Regions from separate parts of the Mus musculus genome. Here region 2 is linked to region 1. The links are chromatin loops, found by intact Hi-C in ENCODE. Cell type or tissue: heart. All regions are shown on one strand. Links, peaks and the distances in the headings refer to the core of each region. The heading gives the core; the rest is flanking DNA. Region 1 holds the start of Kazn (kazrin, periplakin interacting protein). Region 2 overlaps Kazn (kazrin, periplakin interacting protein).

What was found. A loop is a pair of places that touch in the nucleus more often than their neighbours do. Peaks named below come from ENCODE experiments on the same cell type or tissue, not always from the same donor. Only the 100,000 strongest peaks of a DNase experiment are listed, where the experiment ranks them.
Region 2: a loop joins it to region 1, with 3 times the contacts of the local background. A loop is called at or near these places in 3 of 42 quality-filtered maps.

The regions. Positions count from the first base shown.
Region 1 is chr4:142,205,612-142,216,720 of GRCm38, forward strand. It overlaps Kazn (kazrin, periplakin interacting protein), which reads right to left and starts at 9,847. Exons shown (of 18, transcript NM_144531.3): 1 at 9,836-9,847; 2 at 9,646-9,647; 3 at 9,642-9,643; 4 at 9,630-9,639; 5 at 4,404-4,599. The coding sequence starts at 9,847. In heart, for the core only: a CTCF peak has its summit at 4,756; DNase peaks (open chromatin) are centred at 4,400 and 6,910; H3K27ac peaks cover 1,239 bases.
Region 2 is chr4:142,148,077-142,159,185 of GRCm38, forward strand. It overlaps Kazn (kazrin, periplakin interacting protein), which reads right to left. Exons shown (of 18, transcript NM_144531.3): 6 at 10,968-11,104; 7 at 6,354-6,524; 8 at 2,770-2,959. Among named protein-coding and RNA genes, the nearest start is that of Gm35581, 27 kb to the left of the region's middle. In heart, for the core only: a CTCF peak has its summit at 5,614 (motif pointing right); DNase peaks (open chromatin) are centred at 5,075, 5,605 and 8,615; H3K27ac peaks cover 1,640 bases.

The sequences.
Region 1 (11,109 bases), core at 2,519-7,518:
GGGCCTCCACAGGTGATCACACTCATGTGCACATGCACATATACGCATAGAATAAATTTAATAAATAAATAAATTACTTAAATACGGGGCTGGGAGTGTGGCTCTGTTGGTAGACTGAATGCCTAGCGTGCACCAAGCCCTGGGTTTGATCCCCAGTACCAATCATACAAGCAAGGTGGAGCAGACTAGAATCCCAGCACTCCGGAAGCAGAGGCAGGAGGGTCAGGAGTTCAAGGCCAGCCCCTAGACCATAGCAATTTTGAGGCCTGCTGGGAAATACATGAGACCTTTTCTCTACAATGAGATGGCTCAGAGGTCAAGTCACCTGCTGCTAATCCTGACGAGCCACACAGCGGAAGGGAAGAACTGATTTTTACAAGCTGTCCTCTGACTTCCACACAAATGCCCTGGCGTACAGACATAAACATCACACAGACACACACACACACACACACACACACACACTCCCCAAATCATAAATGCAACAGAAAATGACAAGAGCAGAAAACAAACGGCTTCTTCAAGCCGTCTTTGTCATGTTCTAGTGGACGAAAGAGGGAGAGAGGAGAGAAGGTAGAAACGCCTCAGATGTTCAATGACAGGAAAATGGCTGAATAAATAACAGAGCCTCCATTTGGTGGAACATTATGCAGTCATTAAAAATTATGTCCTTGGGTCGTATTTATTGTTGTTGGAAATTGCTCGGCATGTTTAACACACTGTTAAAAGATTTTTAAAGAAAAAAAAAATGAAAGAAAGCAATTTTCATGACTGCCACTACGGTTGATGCTGCAATTTACAGGGAAGTTGGAAAATGGAATCCTGGGAAATTGACAGATACCAGATGGTCCTGCAAGTTCCCACAGAGCCCAGCGGGAGTCATGGGGGGTGTCTAGGGGTGAATTTAGACACCCTGCAATATTATGCTTTGTGAGGCAATGGGCTACCCGGGCCCACAATGCTTCTTCATCATTCACTTTCTACTTTTAAACTCAAAAGGAGACCAAAAACCTGAAGCAATATTTTCCATACTCACTCACTCCATGGCGGCGGCAGAGGCGCCTTCCAAGACCCCCCTCCCGCCCCCGCCCCCTCCACTTGATTCTCTTCCCAATCTGACATCAGCACTGGGCACCACTATTCCAATGACTGCTCGGGCCAGTGTCTACTTGAGTTCCCAATCCTCACTCAAACTGAAAACTTCAGGTCTCACCTCACCTGTAAGATGGTGGAGCGGGACCCTGCTGGGGAGGAAGTCTTTGGGGCACTGCTTTCCCCCAGGCCCACTGGCTGTTAACACATGTCCCTGCCATCTGCTGCTTGCTCTGCAGGCACATGTCTGCTCACGTCTGCTCCTTCTCCTCATTTCGGTGCATAAATCCCTCTGCATGCCCAAATGCCACCTGCCACATCTGTCTGTCTGTAATTTGTGTGCTCTGTGCAATGGCCAGTGAGGAAGTTGAGTTCTTTATGATGCTGCAGGACCCCAGGTGGACCGCTCTGGGTGGCTGGAGGTATCCAGCCACTAGCCTTTCAGGGACACTGTTTGTCTTTGAGTGCATGGGCTCTGGGGTCCCTCTGACCTAGAGGTCATATGTGGTGGGGGAGGGGCAACTCTTAGAAGATTTGAGAAGACGGACCCTGCCCCTGCCATCTGTCAATCACTAGGTTTCTGTATAAATCACAGTAAGCAATGGCCCATTCATCTTTTATGTTACTCAACCCTCTCAGCCTATGTGAGGCAGCCACTCCTACTGGCCCTGAAGGTAGGAACATGGGTACTACCCTTACCTCAAAGGAGTACAGGTTCAGGCAGGATGGGAACTTCAGACAAGGTCAAAGTTAGTAAGAGTTAGAGCCAGGTGTGGTGGCTCACAGCTGCAATCCCAGCCCTTGGGAGGCAGAGGCAGATGGATTGCAGTGACTTAAAGGTCAGCCTGGGCTACACAGTGAGTGTAGTTAGCCTGGGCAATAAAGGGAAATGTGGTATTCAAACAATAAGGAGCAGATATAGCTGGAGTACAAGTTGTAGTTCAAATCTGACTCCAGAGCTGGCCATCCCATGACTGAGCTAAAGTACCCTCAATTTTTTATCCCAGGCTGACTCCACAGTGGATACTGGCAGAGGGAAGGACAAGGGGTGTTAGTGGAACAGAAAAGGCCTCTGCCTTGCTGGGCTCTGGGACCTTGGTCAAGTTGGTGGAACTCTTTAGGGAGGATTAGGAGGTGTGTCACTGGGAGTGGGCTTTGAGGTTTCAAAAGGAGGTGACCTAGGTCAGATGGACCTCTGGATGAGAAGTGGCTTCCCAAGCATCCAACTACCTTGTACCAGCTGGGCCACAATATCCACCACCACCAGTAGTCAGGGTCACAATAACCTGAGTGCAGTGGTCAGAATGAAAATGGCCCCCAGAGGCTCATAGAGAGCGGCACTCTTAGGAGGTGTGGCCTTGTTGGAGTAGGAAGTATAACACTGGAGTTTCAGAAACCCAAGCCAGGTTCAATGGTCCTTCTCTCTTCCTGCTGCCTGCTGATCGGGATGTAAAACCCTCAGCTACTTCTCCAACAGCATGTGTGCCTGCAGTCAACCATACTCCCTACCATGATGATAATGGACTAAAACCTCTGAACAGTCAGCCAGACACATTTTTTTTTTCTTTATAAGAGTTGCCATGGTCATGGTGTCTCTTCACAGCCATAGAAATCCTAACAAAGACACTGACAAAATAAGATTCCTGCCAAGGAAGTGGCCTTCAGAGTCACACACGCTATCCTCCCAGAGACTCCTTGTGCATCCTGGGCATGTCAATGAAATATCATATGGTCATCTGCTTAGTGAGCCATGCATACCAAAGCTAGGGTCAGGGAACGCTGCTGTGACCCAGGCGGCTCATCAGCCAGCAAAATCCCCTTCCCTTCACGCTGTGAGAGCTGCACCTGGGAGAGCAAGGAAGTTCATCTTCCAGACTCCTCACCCTGTCGCGATATGTGACCAGGCTCCTGGCAAGGACAACCTTCCATCCTCCACTGTGGCCCCTTGCATAGTGTCTCGTGGACCAGGAGGCTCAAACGCTCCCCCCTCCCACACCTGAGAAACCTTTCCTGCTCTGTGTGTCGTGGTGGTCTAAGTATCAGGCCAGTTCTGGCTTCAGGGACAAAGCTTTTCTACCTGTCTAGCTTTTGTTCCTGTCCCAGGAACGTACGATAGACTCTACGTTCAACCTCCAGTCCTCAGGTACAGCACGCAAACCATAAACTGACTTAAAACATGGGCTTTTTGTTTGTTTATTTGTTTGTTTGCAATTCTTTACGTTTTATAACTGGACTGCCCAGATCTCAAGTGTGAACTCTGCAGATGGCGTCTATCACAATGTCACTTTGAAAGAGTAGGCAGCGTGCGTGCACCCCCCCAAAGCTGTTCTCTGGAGACACTGTGGGGCCAACTCCTCAAAGTGCCAAGGTAGCTGCATCGTAGATGGCTTTCTACCTTTCTCAGAGAACCTCCTGGAAGCTTTCCTGAAGCCCAGAGCACGGGCAAGAAGCCTTGCAGGAGAAAGGGGGCTGAGGGCTCTTTCAGGGAAGCCGGGCTGCCCTGGAGACCCATTGGTCTGTGATGTTTAGGCAGCTGGTAACCAAGGAGCTATGGAAACTTCCTGCAAACTAGCACAGGTCCAATGTCTCCCCAGGTCCAGGGCTGCACTTTACAGGGAAGCTGCACTTGTCTGAGAAGTGAGAATAAACCCAGGCCCTTCTCAGAGCCCATAAAGGGAAACAGGAGTGGTATGTTGTGATGTATGGGGATAGGTGACATCTCTGTTTCGAGTGATCTATCGGGAATGGGGTTGCGTTTCTTCAGCAGAGCCCAGCACAAACTCAGTCCCAAGCAGGAAAGTCCCGAAGGCTCCCAGGAATGTAGGATAGACTCAATAGTTAGCCACTGTCCTGGTCCATCAAAGATGGCTCCCAAGGCCCCACCCACACACCCCTCTCTGAGACTCTATGGACAGTTAATAGTTGCTGATGGAAGAGGAGACATTTGCTTTAGTGGTGAAGCTGCTGGCAAGGTGCCCAAAAAACCCCTCATGCAAACTCCTATATGCGGCCCTAATGAGACTCGGGGGTGGGGATGGGGAGGGACGAGGAAGGGAGACTAACTGGGAGGAAGGGCTCGGCAGGAGTGGGAGGGACAAGAGAGGGCGTTAGGGATGACTATGACTAAAATACACCTATGAAAACGTCATAACAAACCATTATTATGTAAAATATATACTAATGAAACCCTGCAAGTACGACTGACACCCTGGGACAGAATGCTGTAGGAGCCAACTCCAGGAAGCTCAGAATGGCTGGGAAGGCCCGGGCAGGCCTGCCAACAAGCCTGTGCTCTGTCACCCGTCACTCACCTTGCAAGGCTTCTTTGGCTCTGGCCAGTTCCTGCTCCTTCTGTACCAGCTGCACCCGGAGCTCAGTGGCTGAGAGGACCTCAGAGCACTTGCCGCCCTGTGACTCCTCCAGGTCCTTCGCCAGCATTTCCTTCATCTGCCGGAGAAGGTGCACTTCCTCTTGAAGCTGGACCACTTCCTCCCGCAGGAGCACTAGGGAACAAAAGCAGCCGGTCAGAGGTGGGGGGCCTGGGAGAGCTCAGGTTTCTCCTATAAGCTGAGCACACAGGACCTTTTCCTAACTGGGCCCAGGCTCCGTCCAGTTCACACACATACAACCCACACTCCCGAGCATCCAATGGTTGCTCCTCCCAGTGGCCACAGACTCATTCTGACCACGAGTCACTCCATGCCCAGGGAAGCTTTGTGTGTGATCACTCATAGACTGTTCCAGACCTGAGCCTGGTACCTACAGAATCCTCCCTTCATACACCAGGCACCTGAGGCTCAGAGAGGTTAAAGAACGCGGAAAAGCCAGGCTATGCTATGCCACGCTGACTCTGGCAGTTAGTCAGAATTTGAGCACAGTGTCACACAGTGGAATTGGTGCGGAAAGGTACAGTTACATCCTGCAGAGCGCATGCCTCCTGGGGGGGGGGGGGGGTTCTGCACTCCACAGAGAACACAGCATTGACAGGTATAGTCCCAAAAATGGGGGTACCATGGGTGCAGGATATGAAGGCAGCTACATCCAATCTTTTGTGTGCATTCCGAGAGACGTCTGTGTTTTGAGGAGGTACCTGGGTAATAATAATAAGCCTTTAAAGATGAGAGCTCATGGGCGTAGCATTTGCCACTGTAGGCCTGTGGACCCTGTGTATCCTGTTAAGCACCAATAAACCCCAAACTGTCACGGGTGGCACAGAAGGGGGTACATACAGGTGGCAGATTCTATGGGTCTTCCTAATGACCACTAATACAAAGTTATATCAAGAATGATGTTACCAGGTATAGTGGCACACTTGTTTATAACACCAGCCTAAGAAGCAAAGACAGGAGGACTGCTGCAGGTTCCACTAGCCTGGGCTAATAATGAGTTCTAGGCCAGCCTGGGCTACAGAGTAAGACTCTCTTACTCTTTCCTACTCTCGTGAGTCCTCATCTGAGTCGCTGGAAAAGAATGGAGTAAAAGAACACAGTAACAGCTCCGGAGGCAGCCGCAGAGCCTCTGCTGAAGGCAGCTCCAGCACTGTCCCCTCCTGTCCCAGCCACCCTCTACTGCAGCCACCAGGTCCTTTCCGACTTCCCACCTCCTTCATGTGACACATGGCGCACATCTGTGCTCCACCTCGCCTCTTTAGATGCATCTTCTCCCAGAGATCCCAGTGCTGGATCCCAGTGCTGTGTGTGTGTATATGTGTGCGTGTGTGTGTGTGTGTATGTGTGTGTACATGTGCGTGTGTGTTCGCCTGTCCTTTCTCACACTTCTGGACTCCAGGACAGGCTGCTGACTACCCTGGTCTCTCCGAAAAGCTGCAGAGTAAGTTTGCTGTGGTCTGGCCCAGCCCTCACTCCAGGCACACATCTCCAGGCAGGAGGTCAGATCCCACAAGGCTTGAGCCACAGCCACCTGTGTCCCCTGCTCTGGCTCACCATCTTTAATGACACTCAAGACTTATGTCAGAATCAAGCGTGAGTGACTGCTAGCACAAAGACATTGACATATATATGTGTGTGTGTGTGTGTGTATGTATGTATGTATGTATATGCATATATATAAACATGTGTGTGTGTGTGTGTGTGTGTATGAATGAATGGCTTCTATGTGTCTTCAAGCCAATCTGAGTAAGCCATTAAGGTCCCTTATTTTCTGTCCATGCAGGCAACCTGGTCTCAAGAGACCCTGTCAGTCCCTTGTCAATTCTATAAATCCTATGTTCTTTCTTGAAGTCTTGCTTATTACAAACCACAGGGATTTCCCAACCAGTCAGGGCTGCCAGATTAAGAAAGTACAACACTTTAAGGCAGTGGTGGCTCACACCTTTAATCCCAGCACTCAGGAAGCAAAGACTGGCAGATCTCTGAGTTTGAGGCCAGCCAGGTCTACAGAGCGAGTTCCAGGACAACCAAGGCTACACAGAGAAACCCTGTTTTGAAAAAAAAAAAAAAAAAACCCAAACCAAAAACAACACCAAAGTAAAACAGGAGCTAACACCCCAGACACACAGTGTCCAGACCTCAGGGAAGAGGTGGGTCAGTCCTAGGGTAAGTATATTCCATGTAGCATGTAGAACACACTTAAGCTTGGCGTTCATTTGTACTGTCCTGTGTTCTAATTTGACTAGGCTGTCTGTTTCTTCCCTGTGGGCTTCTCCCCTCCCAAGGCCACAGGCGCAGGAAGCAGTGTGACCCCGGGGGCTGACACTGCTAGAACACCCCGAGGGAATGGGTGAAGATGGAGAAAGAACAGCAGTTGCTAAACTTGAGCTCGGCCAAGAGCAGAGATAGGGGTGGCCTTGGCAGCACACGCATTGGAACAGGTGTAGCTGGCACAAGGGCCTCACCCTCCAGCCCAGCAGCCCCAGCTCTGAAGCAGCCAATGGGAACCTGGCACACCTAGAAAGGGCCCAGTCTCAGAAAACCAGGCTGGAAAAACAACCGAGGGAAAATAAGAGGCTCCTGCGAGCTTACTAAGCACCCACACTGGCCGGGCAGGCTGTACAACTTGCAGACTCTGCCCCGCACCTTCCATGATCAGAGCCAACCTGTCACGTGGCGGTTCTGGGATCACTGCACAGGGAAGGGACTGTGTCTACAGGCCTCAGTTGTCTTATCTGTGAATGGGGTGAAGGAAATTTAAATGGAGGCTGGGTTGTGGCTCAGGGATAGAAACTGCCCAGCATGCTTAAGGCCCTGAGTTCCAATCCCAGCCTTACTCCAAGTCACTTTAATGTGCCTGGCACCCTGCTCACAGAGCACCACCAATACGCACAGCTCACCTTGCCTTCTACGCAGAGGGGACTGAACACTCGGATCAGAAACCATGGACAATGAAGGACCTGGAAGGTGTGCTTGGCTTTCTGCCTGAGAGGGTTTGGTACCTTGCGGTGTGTCCTTGGACAAGACGCTATCCATCTCTGGGCCTTTTTAGGGGTGCTTAGAGGGGAGTAGTGCTCCTTGTAAATCTAGATGAATGTTACTGCTAATATATGGGAACAGAGACTCTGGATGCCGGTGTGTAGCTTCACAGCTCAACGGTTGCTAGCCACAACTGGCAGCTTACTGGGTTCGAATTAATTAAGAAGTGAGCCAAGTTTCTCAGCTGTGCAGGCCACGCTTGTCCTCAGGTGCAGGAGACTAAGGCACAGGACAGTGCTCAGTACAGACTATGGTCGCTGCATTCCAGCCAGCACAGACAGGCATTGGGATGACCGGAAGAAGGTGCAGCTGCTGAGCCACACACTCGTGCCCTGCTCAAAGGAATCTCCCAGGACTGCTCTGCCCTCGTCCAAGCACAGAAAAGCAATAATGCCATGAACCGTACCCCTCTGCATGGGGAAAGCATAATCCTCCGACCGCTACGCAGGGAGCAGTCGGGAGCACAGAGAGACCAACAGAAGCCACACTCAGGCAACAGTTGCCGGGAGACTCTTGCCTCCGGGAGCTGATCGCTACCCATGGAGCTAACTTGCCAACCCAAGAGGCCCCAGGTGCCCCTTCCCTGAGGAAGAGGGGGTGCAGCGAACTCTCTTCAAAGGGCAGGTCCATAATCGGTGACCATGGGAGCTGAGACTTGCCACTCCATAGCCCGCCCCCTTTAGTCTGCAAGAATTCTGCTTTTAAGGAAATATTATCTCCCAGTTCCTGATGCAACTAAGGTTGCTTCTGTGACCAGTTCTTGTCAGTAGCGTATAGGAAAAAAAAATGTTTTTAAGAAGGAATGCCACTTAAAGACAAGAAAAACTGAATCTTTTCTCCATATTTTATCTTCAGAGCGTAGATTTAATGGCAGGAGCTGCAACAGCCACCTAGTAATATGGAGGCAATCAATGTCTCCATTAGCTCAGTCCTCACAATAAGCCATGAAATAGCAACTATCACTATCACGTCAGCTTCACAGATCGGGGGTTGGAGGTAGATGGGGAGTTGAATGACAGGGCCAAGCTCACAGAGAGTCAAGAACGGGGCCAGGCTTTGGGCCTGGGTGGTACAACATCAGCACCCTGTTCCAGCTTCTAGCATGCAGTCTAGTTCCAAGTTCTGAGACATACTCTGGGAACAGTAATGGTTGCTGCTTTCCTTATATAAACATCCCAGGCATGCTAAGAGAGCTACAGAGTCCTGGGCAGGAACTCTGGGGACCTCCACAGTGGTCAGACCACCTACTGTCCATTGCTAACCAAAATAAGAAGGCTCTGGAGAGGAACACTGCCTGTGGGTGACTTTAGCAGCAGAGCCCAGGTCAGTATCAGTCCTGATGTGACAATGGAGTCATGTGCTCTCTTCATCCTCACAACCCTCCAACTCCTTCAGGAGCTTGCTTGTTCTTGCTCCCCATGGTGGGTCCCAGCCCCTGCCCCAAGTTCACGGTCTCTGCAGCTCCTGAGAAGAATGTGCTGTTCCTCAGAGACTGAGATAGGATCTTGTCACATGTGCCATGGTGCCAGCTCCAGGCAGGGCCCTGGCAGGCGTGTGTCCACGGTGCTGGGTGTTTCAGACAGAGGCAGGCCAGGCGGCTCAAGGCAGTTAGCGGAGCTCAGTCTTGGCTCTTCTACTTCCTGATGTGGACCCCTGGCATCTGATTTGAATGGGGAAAATGGAGCCAAGACTGGTTTCCCGGCCTTCAGCAAACATTAAACAAAGCAACTGTCTCTCAGGCTCTGCCCTGCCTTTTGACACTGTGACACAATGTTGCTACCTACAAAGTCCAGGCCCTGGGAAGTACAATGGAGCCAATAGCCATAGTAAAAGTAATAATAACAATAACCACAATGATAATAATTTATATATTTATTTTTCATAGTTTTAATTAAGTTCACCACATCACGTAGGGCTGCATTCATAGCGATCACAGGACACACACTGCCACAGACTGGATAGAAATATTTTGGAAAGTTCTAAATGGGGTCAAGGGCGGTTTATCACCAGCAGTTTGTTTTGTTTTGAGACAGGGTCTTTTTTTTTTTTTTTTTACATAGCTCTGGCTATCCTGGAACTAGACTGGCCTTGAACTCACAGAGATCTATCCACCAGACTCTGGTGGTGCTGGAATTAAGTTTGCCACCATGCCTAGCTCAATATTATGATAGAGAATGTGTACTCTGTCTTCTCAGAGAAGGCTCTGGTCTCAACACCTAAGGAACCTGAGCCACAGCCTCTCTGACTACAGGGCCAGCTAAGGGAGCAGTCAAGGCCCTGTAGTCAGAAGACCCTGTCAAGGGAGAGAGCAGAACCTGTGAGTTCGGAGCAGAGGGACCTGTGTGAGGAAGTTGGGCCCAGGGACTGTCGCCAGCTACCTACTATGGAAGTACACCTGGGTCACCAGCCAGGCATATACCTGCTCCTGAGCTCGGACTCTGCCCTTCTCCAGCAAAGTAAATTTAGGGAGGGAGCCATTCAGCCCGAGGTAACCTGTGCTGTCCAGCTGGCTTCTTCATAAGGATACCTCGGTGGCTCTGTAAACTGGCTTCTGCTTTTGGACTGTGGACAAAAGAGGACCTATATTCCCAGGAGGGTCACTTGAGGCATATATACACGTGGACATGAGAGAGGCCCCAGGCACAGAGAGGAGTTACAGAGGAACGATCACTACTGTCCCGTCTAGCCTTGTAGAGACTACAGCTGCCATCCTTTCTGCTCTCCTGGTGGCCCCTGCTAGGTGTCAGGATCCTTCCCTAAGGCCACAAGGCAACCCTGTGCAGAGACTCAGAGACTCTGGTAAGGTTCATTGCCTCTCTGTGGGTGGCCCGAGCTGGCCTTGTTATTGCAGGATCTGGGACAAGTCCTATGCTGCTGGCATGGTTGATGCTCGATAGATATTTGAAGCAAGGTCAATTGAGATAGTGGAGGAGGGGTGGGCGCCCGAAAACAGAGTGGGGAGAGGGATGCTGGCAGCCCAGGGCAGAGGGTGAGGTCTTCCTAGTGGTCCAGGTCCTGCCCCGTGCTACACTGTACAGAGGTGAAGAGAAGCGTCTTGGCTGACAGGCACATTCAAGGCTGTTGATCACTTCTGCCTGGATGGTACCAGCAACACCACCCTGGCCCTCTAGAGTGCCCCTTGTGGCATTGGTATTCCATTGTCACATGAACCCTGAGAGATAAGCCATCAAAGCATCTTAAGGGATACTGAAGCCGAGGGACACAGTGGGGGTGGGTAAACCAGGGTTGCTCTCTCCTGAGGGTGTCAGACTATAGGCATAGCCTCTTTTTTTCTTTTGGTTTTTCGAGACAGGGTTTCTCTGTGTAGCCCTGGTTGTCCTGGAACTCACTCTGTAGACCAGGCTGGCCTTGAACTCAGAAGTTTGCCAACCTCTGCCTTCCAAGTGCTGGAGTTAAAGGCAGGTGCCATCGTGCCTGGCAGACATAGCCTCTTAAGCTCAATCGTGGTGTGTGCAGCCAGTCAGTAGGGCTGCAGACAGGCCAAGGTAGCTCCAGGGCTAACTAATGCAACCTCCCTGGGCCTGGACCTTTCTTTCTCAGGCTTGGCTTGTCCCGCTTCTGTCTTGGT
Region 2 (11,109 bases), core at 3,714-8,713, 56 kb before region 1:
TTGCCAGACTTTATGTTCACATGCATTGTCTGCCCAGCACTGAGTGCACCATGGGGGTCCTTATATACATTTGTTTGCTTCTGGGCTTTCAGTGTCTTACACTCTGTAGGTACTTTATACACAGTGCTGGAGTGAAAGGCCCATCCCAGAAGCCATAGCCCAGAAGTCTACTGGGTCCTGCTGCAAATCTCTCCTATGTTCCAGCGCCAGACAGCATTGCACAGAGGGAGCACTGTTACCTCTGCACCCATTCCATATGAGCATTCCTGCCACCAATGACCACGTAGCCCAGTGGGGAAGTAGCTGGTTGGTGGCTCTGAATTACTTCCGACCTAGATGGGTTCCTTTACAGGCTGTGTGGCGCTGGGCAAGCTCCTCACCCTTGCTGAGCCATTGGCTCATTATCTATTATCTGAACCTGGGAGGTGCCTGTGCTGGTTGGTATTTTGATGCCAACTTGACACAAGCTGGAGTCATCTGGGATGAGAAACCCTTAACCAAGAAATTGCCTCCATCAGATTAGCATGTAGGGAAGTGTTGGGCGCATTTCCTTGATTGAGGACTGACGTGCAAGGTCCCAGCTCAATGTGGGTTGTGCCACCCTGGGCAGGATGCAGGCAGTATAGGTAAGCAAGCTGAGGCAACTGTGGAGAGCAAAGGAAGCCAGGGAGCAGGATTCCTCCATCTCTGTTTCTGGTCCCTGCCTCCAGGGTCCTGCTCCGATTTCCCTTCATGAAACTGCGAGATGCCAGGGTTGCTTCTGTCATGGCATTGGCAACATAAGTAGACTAGAACACTGCTGGTGACAGCCTCTCCGCAGAGGATCCGGGTGAGACACGCACCTACTGTGGTGTGTGCGGTAGAAAGGGAAGAGGAGCCATGTGGCAGACACCCTCCCATGGACAGCACAGGGTGGAGGTGGGTGACCCCGTGCGTGCAAATACCTAGTTACAAAAGCACAGAGGAGTTCGGGCTGTGGTGGGGGTGTGAAGACTGACAGCCAAGAAGAGAACCTGGAAGTTTCTCTGAGAAGCCATGTTTAATAAAAAGTTCTGATGTGGCTGCAGGAGCAAGCGGCAAGGACAGTAGAGGAAGAAGGGCTCAGACGATGGTGGATTCTGTAGCCTGGGCTAACCCTAATTTAGTGTCAGACCCACCAAGGATGGGGAACTTGCAGCCTCAGGCTGTAGTTGGAAGTCACTTATCAATCATGCCTCAACTATTACAAACTGCCCACCTTCAACAGCACCTCCGTTTCCTGCAGCCGAGGCGGACCAGAGGCTGGGGAGCCACCTGCACACCTGGATCTTGGGACTGACCAAGAGGTGGCGGGCGAGAGCTACTGCTAGGTCTCAGCATCCTGTCTAGGGATGCGTCAGACTTAGGTTTTATAAGGTCTTCAGCTCTCACCTGGCTTCAAAGGCCGGCTGGACCCCGTAGGGATCCCCGCAAGGGTCAGCAAAGAACAGCTTGTGTTTACTGCAGGTGGGCTCCAATCTGTTTACAGTAGAGGTTCTGGAGCCCTGTGTGTCTGTCCCCTGTCAGTGCTGACAGGCAGGGGCAGCTAATATTTACCTAGAACCTGACTGGGGAATTCTGTACACTTTACCTTTCTGACAATCCTGGGAGGGAGGTCTCAGCAAACAGACACACATGACATACTGCATTAAGGATCCAGCATCTCTCGTACCAAAGGGACAGATGACCCTTGTATCAGGTCATAGGTCACATCCTTTATACGCAGTAGAGCCAGGATGTGACCTCAACTGTGTGAACCGCCCCTCCCTCTAAGGCTCATCTGTCTTACCCTACAGGCACCATCTATAGGGAGCAGAGGGCTTGCATAACTGTCCGTGGCCTTGTGTAACCAGCTGTGGACACCTGGAGGGCCAGTTTTACTACAGCCCCTAGCACAGTGGCTCTCAGTCCTCCTAACTCTGGGGCTCTTTAACACAGTTCCTCATGTTGTCCTGACCCCCAACCATAACATTATTTTCATTGCTACTTCCTAACTGTAATTTGGCTACTGGTATGAACTGAAATGCAAATATTTTTTTGGAGATGGGGGGTTTGCCAAAGGGGTCGTGACCCATAGGTTGAGAACCACTAGAGGGCTCCTTCCTCCTTCAGGAGAGTCAGGTGGCTCACCATGTACAATCAGTGATGCACAATGGGATGACAAGGAGACTGGATTGGAGTGTGTACCAGAGTCGGTGGGAATGGAGCCAGGTGCCCTGCTAAGTATCTGCAGCAAAGCATGTAGCATTTACACTGTTTCTATGTAACAAATGGACTGACTACATTTCATGTAGCATTTACACTCTTTCTATGTAACAAATGGACTGGCTACATTTCATGTAGCATTTACATTCTTTCTATGTAACAAATGGACTGGCAACAAATGGACTGGCTACAGCTGTCAGCCAAGGAGCTCAGTACCCTCTCCAGCCAAAGGATGCCTGGGTCACCAAGGCTGGCCAATCAGGGCACTGGCTCGCCTAGACACTGTGATTAGTTCAGGGATGGCCGTGTGGCCCAAGTTGACCAATGAGGGTCATTTGGTTTACATCTTAGGCACAGTTGAGTCTCTGGATTCAGCTATGCATGAAGGCCATCTCTAAGTAGGTTCAGTTAGACTAGTCATCATAGTTTGTCCTGTGCTGCCCCAGGCTGCCGTGGTATGAACAAAGAAGCTGCCTTTCCCACTGCATCCAGTGGCCTCCTCCTGTGACTCCCCCTTATTGCTGGCCCAAGCTGGGCAGGACTCACCTTGCCGGTCTGCAGGGTGGGGAGGGTGTGAGTGGTAGAGAGTCTGTTGGCTTTGCCGGATGGCAGCAGTCAGTGGGAGGTCAGCCTGCACCACCCATTCCTGGTTGCCATTGAGCACCGTCTCACCGGGCATGGCGAGGGAATGCCTCTTGGGGACATCCTTGGTCAGAGTGGCTAAGGACTGCTTGGCCTGGAGTAAGAGCAGGAGAAAGGAAGAAGAAAATGTAACCAAGAGGGACCTCTCGGGCAGCTGCCTGGCACCTCTTCTCACCATGGCAAGAAGGCCGAGAATTCTACTTCTGCACCAGTGAGCCACCAGAAAGTGATGCAAGTCTCACCCACGCTCAGTAGGGTCTCACCTTCAGTTCCCACTAAGAGCAAGGTGAGACCACATATGGGGGAACCCAAGTGCGGGCATCACTTCTGGGTTCTGGGTTCTCCAAGGACACGTCAGGACTCTCTCTCTCTCTCTCTCTCTCTCTCTCTCTCTCTCTCTCTCTGTGTGTGTGTGTGTGGTGTGTGCCCATGTATGCACATGCTTGTTTGTGTGACGGTTGTACATCAAGATGACAGTATTGCTCCTCAGGAGCCACCCACCTCGTTTCTTGAAACAGGATCTCTCTCTGAAGCTTGCCAATGAGATTAAAGCTGTTGCGCTAGTAAGTCCCAGGGATCCTGTCTCCACTTTAACACATTGTGGTGGTTTGAAAAGGTATGGCCCCCGTAGACTCATGTGTTTGAATGCCTGGCCATAGGGAGTGGCACTATTAGGAGGTGTGAAGTGTGTCACTGTGTTGGCAGGCTTTGAGGTCTTCTATGCGCAGGCTCTGGCCAGGGTGAAATCAGAGCCTCCTCCTGGCTGCCTGCAGATCAAGGTCTGATAGGCCTGAGGAAGAGGTGTAGGGGGTGTCCTTGGGTAAACCTGGGAGAAGGCAGGTCTCGGCCTGAGTTTGGGAAGAGTGGGGGTCATGGGCAGAGAAGTCAGCCCCAAGGCTGTCAGGAAAGCACCCAAACACCCCATGATGCACAGGGCAGCCCCACCATGATGCACAGTTAGTTATCCGGGCCCCTCTGTTAGCAGCTGAAAGCCTGGGCCGCCATGTAGAAAGCAGAGCACAAAGCATTAGCTCAGAAGAGCCAAGCTGGTGGAACACAAGGCTGGTAGAGCCTGGGCTTCAAGGTACAGGCCTGTTTTAGGGGAGCCGCCACAATTCTGGGTGCTACACGTGGGTCAGCTCGGGGCAGAGAGAGTGCCTCTGTGAAGGGCACAGGTCAGAGACAGCTTAGCTATGAGTTATCTTCTTACTCCCACTGTGGGAAGTGGGATTTTACCAGACAGGTTCTTAAAGTTTGCTGGCTAAGAAAGGGAGCTTGCATTAGACACAGACTCGTGCATACTCAAAGTTAGTCCAGGTAACTCTCCAGGCTCTTTCAGGGCAGGGCAGGAGTGGGAGGAGGAAAGGAAAGGTCCATCATGGCCGCCCTTTCCTGAGCATCCCTCACACATACACAGAAAGCAGAGACCCACCCAGACCAACCCACAAAGCAAGCAACACAAGAAGAGGCCTGGACACGATGCCCTCCCATTCCCACCTGGTTTCTCCCCTGGTTGATGAAGGACCTCACCCCTAGCGGGGTCAGGAGGGGTGGGCCCTCTGTGTGGAGTGGGACGTCCTCTGTGTGGAGTGGGACGTGACTATCTGACAAGTGGGAAATCCCCTTAGGCACCAGACATGGGAGCGTCTCAACTCTGCCCACATAGAACCTGATTTTATTTTTTTTCTGAGACAGGGTTTCTCTGTGTAGCCCTGGCTGTCCTGGAACTCACTCTGTAGACCAGGCTGGCCTGGAACTCAGAAATCCACCCGCCTCTGTCTCCCAAGTGCCGGGATTAAAGGCGTGAGCCATGAAATCTCTGAGAAAGATGGCTCACTGGGGCTGTGTGGACCATCTCCCACCAGCAACAGACACTGTTTCCGACTGTATCTCTCTCACTGTGTATGAGCCAATGCTGGGAGCCCCTCTTGAACCCTGACCTCGCCCTTCTTCTCTTTTCTTGGCCTCTACCCTCCTTTGAGCATCCTGATCCTGGAGCACTGGGCTCTTGGGAATTTCTAAGTTGGGATGATTAGGCTCACATGACCCAAACCCAGCTAAAGCCAGACATGGCCCCTGCTGTAATGGAACCTTTGTGTGACCTTGAGCACATGCCCTGCCCCCAACTTCCTACTGCACTTGTGGGTCCTGACTTCCTTCCAGAATCCCTGTGTGCTTCTGCCAGGCAGATCTGCCCTCGGCTGCCTGCAGTCTCAGCGATTTCCACTCTCAGAGCTGGCTCCTCAGGTCAGCCTGGGCCTCATAGCAGAAAGGTCTGGGGCTGTCCTCAGCACAGCCTGTTTGTGCTGAAGTCTGTCACGTGGTAAAGGGGATGAGGAGGATGTGGAGTCAGAGGGACGCCTGAAGGAGGTGGGGCCATCATGAGTCCCTGTAAGGCATCCTCCCTCTTCCTCTAGGAAGATGTTGCCTGTGACAGAGCTCTAGGCCCCCCAGCAGCAGAGGGTCCGAAGCTGCAGGGAGGAGGAGGGGAGCTTAGTTTCTGGCTAGAGGAAAGCAGGCTGTATACCTGTATATTGGGAGCAGAATCTAGGGGACTTATTTCTTAATATAGGGAACATCAGAGAACAACTAAGATGCTGAGGCCAGGGCTCAAAGCACCAAGATGTATTCCATCTGTCCACAGGGACTGTGGTGAAGTGGGCACCCAGGGTCTTTCCCACCCATCCCTCTCAGGGCTGCAGGAAGTATCCACTTGAGATGTCTTCCTGCCTTGACAGCCTTCACCACTAGGGGTCAGCATTGCACAAGGCAGCTGCCCTGCTCTGGGTGGCTATATGCTGAAGCAGGAGTTTGCAAACCATCAGGTCAGTGCAGCACACAAATGCAGCACTAGCTGTTTCCCTGTTCCCCTTACACCCTCCCCAGAGCCCTACAGGGCATATGCAGGGATGGAGGCGCCAGAGGTCAAGGTCTGTAAGTGCACTGTTAGCTAACGCTGGCACCCTGCTGGAGAACATATCCCATTACTAAAGAGTCACACAAGGGAGGGGGACTAAGAGAGACCGCGTGCGTGCGTGCGTGCGTGCGTGCGTGCGTGCGTGCGTGCGTGCGTGTGTGTGTGTGTGTGACACACACTGGGTCCAGGGGGGCTTTCAAAGGCTTTCTATCTTTGTGTGTTCTGGCTATACCTAACTATGTCATGAGAAACATGAGTGTATATACACAAATAGGTAGATACTGTTATTTGTAACCCCGGACTCTGAGATGTTAACATTCCTAGATATTTTACCAAAATAATATGATTATTTTGGACCACAATATGCCTTCCCATTGCCCCACATTTTCGAAGTCTGTAGGGACATGTGGCCAAGTGAGGCCTCCCAGAAAGCCAGTGCTCCTGGGCTTCAGGAGGTCCCCAACTCAGGAGTGTCACACAGCCCACTGCTCTCCCCTTAGCCTCCTTCTCCCTCAGGGGCTCTGAGTGCTCCAGGCTGCTCCTCCACAGCCAGTGCCCAGTGCGGGCTCACCATGGCGAGCTCCGCCTCCAGCTCCTTCATGCGGTTGTCCTTGAGGTCCAGCTGGGAGCGCAGGGCCGCAGCATGGTCTGTGGCTTCCTTGGCCTGCCGTCGAAGCTCCCACTTCTCTCGCTCCAGCAGGTCCTTCTCCTTGGCCAGTGCTTTGACTGCGTCTTCACTCTCCTGTGGTGGGGATGAGAGGGGGGGATGGGTTGTAAAGTGGTGGTGGTGGTGGGGGGGAAGGGCTCATCTGGGTGGGCAGGGGAATGGGGAATCCCAAACACAAGGCTGAAAGCCCTGGTGTGAGGTGGGAAAGCTATGGGGTGGTCACCTTGGACACCCCCAGAGACCACTTTCTCGATGAGAGAGCATGGCAAATGCTTGCCTCTATTCAGAAAACGGGGGCAGGGTGAAATATATATGATTCTTTTCAAGGACAGAACAACCTCATGTGGAGAAGGCACAGTAGGGTCTGAAAAGGGTTGGAGTGAAGGAGACTCTGTCATTTAATTAATTAATTAATTAACTAATTAATTAATGTATGTATGTATGTATGTATGTATGTATGTATGTATCTATCTATCTATCTATCTATCTATCTATCTATCTATCTGGTTGATTGCTTTGAGGTGTTCTGTTTTGTGTTTTGAATCAGGGTCCCTACAGAGCCCAGGCTCGCCCCCAACTCTTTATGTAGCCAAGGATAATCTTAAACTTCTGGTTCTCTTGCCTGCAATTCCCAAGTGCTGGCCCGGTTTCTGCTGTGGTGCTGGGGACAAAGCCCAGGGCCTCCCACCCGCTAGGCAATCACTCTGCCAACTCCGAATGCCCAGCTCCTGCCCGAGGAACTGTGTCAAAGCTAAACAGGTACAGGAAGACACCTGAAGCGGTGACCGCCTGGGCTACCACAGGAGCCTGCTGCCACCCTACAAGGCGACACTCAGTCTCATGAGGAAGAAACTCCTCCTGCCACCAGCCAAGGCCTCTCTCCGTTTCCTGTACGAACCATGGCTGCCAGGGGTGGTGCCAGCCAGGTGTAGGGCAGACCCTGACCTCTGAACAGGGGTGGTATTGAAACTGCTGTCTTCTCAAGAGGATGGTCCTTGGGGGTACTCAGCCCATCCCACCAAACCACCACATCTAAACCAGATCCAAGGTCTCTACCAGCAAGGCCAGGAGGCCAAGGGGTACCAGCTTTTCTCCGTGAATGTGGCTTCCAGCATGTACAACAGTGTCGAATGTTCTAGAGAGAGTCCTGGCTCTGCAAATACCTGCAGGTCAGCATGGCCTCAGTTTCCCCATCTGTCCTGCATGCATTTTGAGATAGCCTTGTGACCTGGGGCTTTGCCAGCAAGCTCCTCACTCCCTAGGATCCCTCTTTATACCTCCTCTTCCAAGAAGCCTTCCTGGAACACCGGCTTAGGGTGACAGCCTAGCGCTCTCTCCAGCCAGTCCTTGCTCACACCTGACGCTCACCCCACCAACAGAAACGAGAGGCAGACACAGCCAGATAATGCTGTGCTTGCTGAGGCTATGCTGAAGAAACAGACCTGGAGAGGAGCTGGGCAGCCCTGGGAGCTGGCTGGTGACCCTGAGGTAGGAGGAAGACTCACTAAGACCCTTTCAATCCTTGTTATCGCTGAGGTTTCGCCTGTTCTGCTGGTTGCGAGCAGCCTTGGGCTGTACACTAGGTGAAAAAGGTCTGTGGGTATTTCAGTGTCTCCACGACACTGTTCCCAGGCAGAGGCCAACAGGCTCAGCAGTAGCAGTCACCAAGAGTCCTGGGCAGTGCTGCAGGCTCTGCATGCATGACTCTTACTTGAACTTCGCACCCACCCATGAGGTGGAGACTCCAATTATTCCTGTTTTACAGAGAGGTAAACTGAGGCCCAGAGGATAAGCACCCTCAGCCCACTGCTGATCATGGAGGAATCAAAGACAGAACTATGGAATTCCTTCCCCGGGGATCAGAATTTGATAGGGCCTAGGGACAAGTGCCTGAAACTCACAAGGGCAGGATAAGGCTACAAGGCTAGATCATTATGGCCTTGCAGGCCAGGTCAGGGGTCTGAGATGGGCAGTGACGAGAGGCTGCAGGAGACTGGGTGTGGTGGGGTGGTGACGACAGAGTATCTCAGACTCAGTACCAGGATTATCTCGAATCCAGCTTGGAGCTGGCTGCCTGGCCTGCTATGAGGACATCTCCAGCTGGGTTTGTGGACAGTCCCCAGCTGCACTCAGGGGACAGGGCATGTGTCTTTGGCACAGTTTTCTGCGATGTCGGAACTCTGAGAATTTTCTGGACAGGCCAAGTCTTATCTTTGCCAGCAGCTCTGAGTCCCTGCTGTCCCCACCTGCTCCAGCTGAGGCCTGGGGAGGTTCCAGAAAAAGCCAGTGGGCCATGGCAGGTTGAGAGCCTGCAGCCCAGTGACTGGGGAACCAGCGAGGAGTTCTAGTAATGCTACTCACTTCCTTAAAACATAAAATGCAAATGATGTGTTGGTAACCAGACACAAGTCGTGAGAGGCTGGATAAAACCAGGGCTGGGGTTTTGGTTCCTGCACGGTGTCAGTAAATATGTGGGTAGAACGCCTGCCCAGGTCACATAAGGGGCATCCCAAGTTCTTTCTAATTGGTGTTGATCAGCCACCAGCCTCTTGAGCATCTTAGTCTTGCTGTCTGCAAAGTGGGCCTGGGTGACACAAGCCATTCAGACGCTACACCCCTGGCTTGCCTGAATGCATGCATGCCACAGCAACAGTGCGGGGGGGGGGGGGGGGGGACATACAGAGTACGCAGATGACACCTGTACTGCTGCTTAGAGCCATTTGACCTCAGGAAGGAAGAGTTCTGCATGCCAGGGATGTGTCAGAGAGTCACCTGCAGTGAGCACGTGAGGATAGTGTCAATTCCAATCTAGCCTCGGCCAACTGGCCTCTAACTGCAGCTCAGAGGTGGCCTCCTTGACTGGGCCCATCGCACTGTCTGCCACCACTGCTACTGAAGACCCACTGGGCCCTCCTGTCCCCAAAACTGCAGGCTGAACTGTTAGGTTTGAGTCAGGAATACCACTCACAGGCTTACATTCTGCCTGCTTGTGCCCTGGCTGGTGGCACTCTTTGGGGAGCGTGAAGCCTTCAGGAAGTGGGGCCTGGCTGGCAGAAGTAGGTGGAGTACTAGAGGTAAAAGCCTCTGAGGTTTTTAAGGCTGCTGTCGCTCCAGCCATTGCTCTCTGAATCCGTTACATTTTCCTCCAGCCTTTGTGCTCTGCTCCCTGGTTGGTCACGTGAGCACCTCTGCTGCATACTCACACGGCTACTAACTTCCCTCCATGACGGTCTGAAACCATGAGCCCAAATAAACCCTTCTTCCCTCAAATTGTCAGGCACTGTAGACCCAGTGACACACAGGGAAGATGCACATGGAAGAACACTTCTACTTCAGGTCCATGTACACAACTCAATGGCAGCCCTGCCCACATGGCATATGGAGGACAGAGGTCAACTCATAGAAGCCACTTCTTCCCTCCCATCATGCGACTCCCAGGAATTAAACTCAGGTTATCAGGCTTAGCAGCAAGCTTCTTTACTCACTGTGCTATCTCGTTGACCCATTTTTTTTCTGACCTGCACAACAGTGGGCGAAACACCTTCTCAATAGTCGCTCGTGAGCAATGGACTCTAACTGGGGCAGGAGTTCACCCTGCATACTCCATACAGAGTCTCACTGACCAAATCCATCACGTAATTAGAAACTCCTTCTCTTTCGCAGAGCCCAGGGTGGTGAATCTCAACTGTCAACTCAACAGGAAATGGGTCTCTAGGGGGCTCTGTGAGGGAGTTTCTAGATGGGGTTCACTGAGGTGGAAAGGCCCACCCTGAATGTGGGTGGCGCCATCCTATGGGCTAGAGGTCCAAACTGAATAAGGAGACCGTGAGTGAAGCATCCATCTCTCTCTGCTTCCTGACTGCAGATGAGATGTGGCCCACCACCTCCCATCTCTTCCACCACTACGGACTGGACCATATCTTCCAACTCTGATCCAAAACAAACCCCTTCCCCATGAAATTGCTGTAATCAGGTGTTTTATCATGAGAAAAGTAACTAACAGAGAGCCCAAGTCTTGAGGCACCTCCTCCGTGAAGCCCTCGGAGAGCCCTCTCTGTAGACAGACCGCCCTGCTGTCTCTCGATGCTCCTGGCTAACTCTGCCCACTTCCATAATGTGGTTATTGATGAGACTCCTAGTATCTTGGTCCTCACAACAGCTCTACACCTTCCACAGAAGGGGAAACTGAGGCTCTAGGGTGAGTGAGAGATCCAAGGGTCTGCCCAGAGGAAAAAGGATCTGAAACAGCTAGATTCCTGAGTCCACGATGTCCACCTAGGGACACAGGGCCCAAGCAGGAGCTGGGCTGGATTTCTTGGATTGCTCAGATGAGATGAAGACACCAGAGCGCCAAGGGAGCTCTGGGATTCAAGGCAGAGACTACGCTTGGCTAAGAGCCTTGAGATGAGATTGTGAGCGGAGAAGAGATTGTGTTTGTCTGAGAGGGGAGGGCAGGAGAAAGGGATAGGAGAGGGACGGGGGTGAGAGGGGAGAGCAGGGGTCCAGGGAGACACCGACCTTGCGGTGCTGCTCATAGTTGCGGATGAAGTCTCGCAACTGCTCCTCGCGGCTCTCCAGCGTGGCGTACAGCTGCTGCATCTGGCTCACCAGGTCAGTCTTCTCGCCCTTTAAGCGCTTCCGGTCAGCTTTCATGGCTGCG